Regions from separate parts of the Homo sapiens genome. Here region 2 is linked to region 1. A link is a loop called in an ENCODE intact Hi-C map of the cell type or tissue named here. Cell type or tissue: CD14-positive monocyte. All regions are shown on one strand.

Evidence for each region. Hi-C counts contacts between places; a loop is a spot of excess contacts. Peaks named below come from ENCODE experiments on the same cell type or tissue, not always from the same donor. Only the 100,000 strongest peaks of a DNase experiment are listed, where the experiment ranks them.
Region 2: it touches region 1 in a loop (2.0-fold over the local background); 12 of 110 quality-filtered maps call a loop at or near these places.

The regions. Positions count from the first base shown.
Region 1 is chr10:78,959,346-78,961,845 of GRCh38, forward strand. It overlaps ZMIZ1-AS1 (ZMIZ1 antisense RNA 1), which reads right to left. Exons shown (of 10, transcript NR_024431.2): 8 at 1,909-2,062. Among named protein-coding and RNA genes, the nearest start is that of ZMIZ1-AS1, 110 kb to the right of the region's middle. In CD14-positive monocyte, no CTCF peak of the experiment used is centred here; a DNase peak (open chromatin) is centred at 1,316.
Region 2 is chr10:79,186,280-79,188,779 of GRCh38, forward strand. All of the region lies in intron 4 of ZMIZ1 (zinc finger MIZ-type containing 1), which reads left to right. Among named protein-coding and RNA genes, the nearest start is that of ZMIZ1, 120 kb to the left of the region's middle. RefSeq lists enhancers at 1,243-1,778, 1,779-2,313. In CD14-positive monocyte, no CTCF peak of the experiment used is centred here; a DNase peak (open chromatin) is centred at 1,122; H3K27ac peaks cover 1,067 bases.

The sequences.
Region 1 (2,500 bases):
GGCAGCCAGCCAAGATTTGACCTCGTTCAGAGTGCGTTCTTATCCCTCGCCCCATCTGGTCCTCATCTGTCAGCTCAGGGGCCACATTATTACACCCACTGTACAGATGAGGAAAGTGAAACCTAGGATGTTGCCATGTCTCCTAAGACAATCAGAGATGGAGCTGCAACTGTTGGGGAAGAGAGCCCAATCCCTGGACCCTCAAAGTTGGGCTCTTCCTACACTGACACAGCCACAGTAGGCCCTTGGAGATCATCACAAAGAGACCAGGACCCTAACTTCCCAGCCTTTCCTGGGAGAAGGCTCTGATGGTGGTGGGGAGAGCAGAGAAGGAGGGTGCGTGAGGAAGACAGGGAATAGGGGCTGCAGGCTGGATATAGGCCAGCATGCTGGGCCAATTCGCGCCTGGTCCTCCGTAGGCTCTGGCTCCAACCCAGCAACCTCTTCCCCTCCGACTTCATCCTGTGGTGTGTGAGGGTCTGTTCTGGGGTGGTGAGGCCCAGACATTACCTCTTTATCTGAATCTTTCCTGACATCCCTCCGATAACAAAGAAGGTGGCTCAATAGGGAGGTTTACCAGGGATTTAAGATTCTTCCTCTAGGTCTGTGTTGGAAACACCAACGTCCACATAAAGCCCAAGGCACCATTAGTGGGGAAATCAGGGGGGCCCACAGCAGCTCTGGGGGCTGGCTTAGCTCCCACCATCCCTTGCAATCTTTGAAGACTGCCAGCAGCCATGTGTCCAGCCCCCATCCCATCCATTTCAGGGGAATGAGAAAAGGCAAGGAGACCAGCCAAGTTACATAGCACAGGATGATGCACTGCTTTGCAGTCACTCAGACTGGAATTCAAATCCCAGCTCTGTGGTGCCCTTTTGCTGCGTGACCTTGGACGAGTTGCTTTAACCCCTCCAAGCCTTGGAGCTGTCATGGATAAAATGGTGGTAATAATGATCCTCATCTCCAGGTAGTTGTGGGACTGGGATTAAATAACATCCGTGCTGGCTGTGGGCCCCTGGATATGTTATTTTGCTTTCCTGTGCCTCAGCTAACCCATCTATAAAATGGGAACAATAACACTTATTCATAGAGGCAGAGAGAATGAAATTGATGAAATGAGTCAGTCTACATAAAGTGGTTAGAACAATGTCTGGCATACCTCAAGGACTCCATCACTGCTCCCTGTTACAGCGTTCCTAGCATGAGTCCTGACACACAGTAGTGCCTTCTGAAGCGCCTGCTTCCTCCCTCCCCTTCCAGGCACTTTTGGGATGTGGCCGAGTGCAGTCAGCTGCCTTCCTCTGATGCCTGGTGCTGGCTCTTGGCCAACTCCTTAAAAAAACTGGAAGCAGTGACTACTTTCTCTTCTCCCTTTTCATAAAGAGATCGCAGAACAGAGGCACTGACCTTGGGCAACCTTGCACCGCAGTGTTTTCCAAAAGACAAAACGCTACAAATCACTGCGGGTGAGCACAGCACACCACCCGCACCCCACCTCCCTTCCACATCCCAGCCCCACCTGAGCAGGACTGCTCTTTTCCTCTCTGTTTTTCCAATTTGGAAGATGCCCCCAGGCAGAGGGAGCAGCTATACCTGGGCAGGGCACGAGGGCCTCAATGTTATGGGATAATGAAGAATCGTGGAGACTTTTTCCCCAAACTCAAACAGCACTTGTTAAGCACAGGCCTGTACCAGACCCCCGGCTGCCCACACTGGCCAGCATTTCCTCCCACCCTATTGAAGCCCTGAGGGGTATGGTTCCCAGCATTTCCAGAGGGGAAGCTGAGGGCCAGAGACCTCGACGACTTACAGCTGACCATGGAGAAGAGGAATAGTCAGAACTTGAACCTGCGACTCGTGACCCTGCGTCTCTCATTCTTTTTGCATTAAGACTCACTCTTTGAATACCTGGTAGAATTCCCTGCAGAGGTGTCAGGCTCTTCGAGCTGGGCCAAAACCAGTGGAAGTCACTGAAAAGTTGATGTCATGTCACAGGAAGCATGATATACACTGACCAGGGACTGATCAGGAAGTTTCTGGGGTACAGGGGCGTTTCCAAGACCTGGTAAAGAAAAGACCAAGGACCTTTCCACCTGGGAGCCTGGAGCACTATGAAATTGGCTCATGCGACAAACATTCCTTGAGCACCTTCTCAGCTCCAGCCCAGGCTCTGGGATGCAGAATGTATGGGACAGGAAATGCCCTCGCATCTTGGAGCTTACATTCTATTTAGGGTAGTGGAGAGGACAACAAAACAACGTAGTGCTCTGAAGAAAGTAAAACAGGGTAATGGGACGGAGAGTGAATGCAGGAGGTGGTGGGGGGACAATATTAGACCTTGACTGAGCGTGGTGAAAGGGAGCTAACCACACGGAGACCCAGGGGCAAAGAATTCCAGCAGCAGAAACACCCTGCAAAGGAAGGGAGATGGGAACTGGTGGGTGAAGTTGGGGAGGAGAAAGGAGGGCAGGGACACCAAGGCACAGTGGGGCCTGGAAGG
Region 2 (2,500 bases), 230 kb after region 1:
CGAAGTGACTCTCTGTTCCGTAAGTAATTTTAAACAAATTCTCTTCCTGTCCTTGCACTTCCACAGGAGAAAAACATGACCCACCGGGGTTTTTCACCGGCCCCCACAGACTGGCGTGTCCCAGGCTGTGTGCCTGCTAGAAGCCCTGGGCAGGAAGGGGCTTGGTGGGGCCTCCAGTGTTTTTTAGCCCCATTTGGGATTTCCAGCGGGTCTTTCTTGTTGATTCCCGAAATCCTGTCAGATCTTGCTATTAGCATGAGGCTCTCAGAGTATAAACTAATGAATTACAGCATGATTACACAGCACATAATTAACTTTGTAATTAATATGCAACTGCCACTTAAGCTAAAACACTGCTTATAGAGACGTACAGCAATAGTAAATCACAGGTCAGAAGTAGCACTTTGGAATTTTCAAAAGAATGAGCGTGAGCAGGGAATCACTTAAGGCAGCAGAGTGAGTTAATTAAAAAGCAGATGAATGGTGAGAGTCCTGCTTCATTTCAATACCTTCTCCCTTAAGAAGGACCCCGTGCCACCCGCCAGGCTGACTGGTCAAAGGGGCACTGAGCATGTGGTTTTATTTCCAAAATAAGACGGGCTTTCCCTGCCCACTCTCTTAACCATCTGCCCAGCCACACTGCCCCTGCTGGAGGCCATGCCCCCTTGGCCCTTGGCACCTGGCTCCACCTCTCCTCCTCCAGGAAGCCTGTGGGGTGATCCCCAGCCTGGCCTCTGCAGTCTAGCCCTCTGGTAGGCACTCCCAGCAGGTAGGTTGGTACTGTTTGTCTGCCTTCACCTGGATTTTAGGCTTCTGGAAATCAGTGATGTCATCTTACTCTTTTTGTTTAATCCTTTCTTCCCCAGCCTCCTGCAAGAGTGTTAAAGCTAGAAGATGCCTTAGGAATCATCTCACCCCGTCCCCACTTCATCAAGGCCATGGAGTCCAGGGTCTGAGCGCTGTAGTCACACCACAATATGGCCTGGGCCAAGCAGAAATTCCCTCTCCCATGCCTGGCTCTAGCCCGGCGGACACTGCCAGTATAGCTGCGTGATTAGGCTGGAACCTTTGAAATGAGCTAAAGCCAAGTTCCGGTCCCAGCAACCTCACTGCCCAGCTGTGTGACCTTGGGCGAGTTGTGTAACCTCTCTGGGCCTCAGGTTCCTCTTCTGTGAAGTCTGAGCTGTGGTGCCCACTTTGCTGGGCTGGAGTGAGAATTCGATGGGATGATGTATGCAAAGGGGCCTGGTGCAGCGAGTGGGCTCCCGGAAAGCTCAGCACCCCAGCCATCCTCAGAGGTTTGGGGTACAGGGAGAAATGAGTGACATCTTGATCAGCCCCTTCCTTCTGGGGCTGAGGAAATGGGCACAGAGAGGTGAGCCATGTGTCCACAGTGCAGTATGCATGCTGGCATGCTTGGGACCCCCAGGCCAGGATCCTCCTGAGGACACACCTTGTGTCCTGTGTCCCTCCCAGGCTGAGCACAGGCGGTGCAGAGCTGACCCAGGGCAGCGCCTGGAGAATGAATGAACCCAAGGGCCTCCCTCTGGGCAGCCGGAACCCGCGCAGTCTGCCACTCAGCTTCCCTGTTCCCCAGCCCCAGAATAGTGTGGAGATAGCTTGGTTTTGTGTATAGTTACTGGGCTTTGAAGTCTGATAGATCTGGGTTTGGATCTCAGCTTTGCCATCTTCTGATCTTGGGCAAGTTCCTTAGTTATTTTCAGCCTTAGTTTTCCCATCTGTAGATGGTGCCACTCATTCATTCTACCTTCGGCTATATTGTTATAAAGATAATTCACATAAAATACCAAATATGCTGCCTGACGTAGTACATAATGAAGGACACGCCTATTGTTCTTGTTACTATTCAGAATTATGAATGGAGATGTCAGTGTGACTGCAGGAGGGCCACCCACCTCTAGGGCCTCAGGTAGAGAATCCTGCCTGCTGCCTGGGCCACCTGGGCCTGCACACACCCTGGCTTCTGTGCCTCTGGCTGCAGTCATTGCTTGGATGGGACAGGGGAGGGTCATCTCCGCCTCAGGCAGCTCATGTGACCTTCCTACTCTGGCCTTTGCCCTTCCAGGAAGTGTTCTGGGCCGCTCTTCCCGCCCCCGAGCCAGTCTTGCTGGGGGAGGGAGCCCAGGGCGCCTTCAGGCAGGCTCGTGGCTGGTTGGGTATATCCAAGGTGGCCATGGCTTTCATGAAGCTGGACATGATACTGGATTCAGAATCCAGGATTCCGATCTTTCTGTGGCTTCTCTTCGCACAGACGTCTTTGTTTCTGGTCACGCCTTTGTGGCCAGAGCCCAGCTTGGAGCTAGGAATCTTCCTCCTGTCCCCCACCCCCCTAGTATCCCCTCCCCCAGTCTTTTACCCAGCCAGCTGGCCCTCCTTGCCTCTTCTGTGTCTCTCCTCCAGCCTCTCCACCCTTGGGCCACTCCCTTTAGGTCGGCATTTCTCAAAGCAAGTCCTGGGGAAAACTAGTTCTGTGGGATTT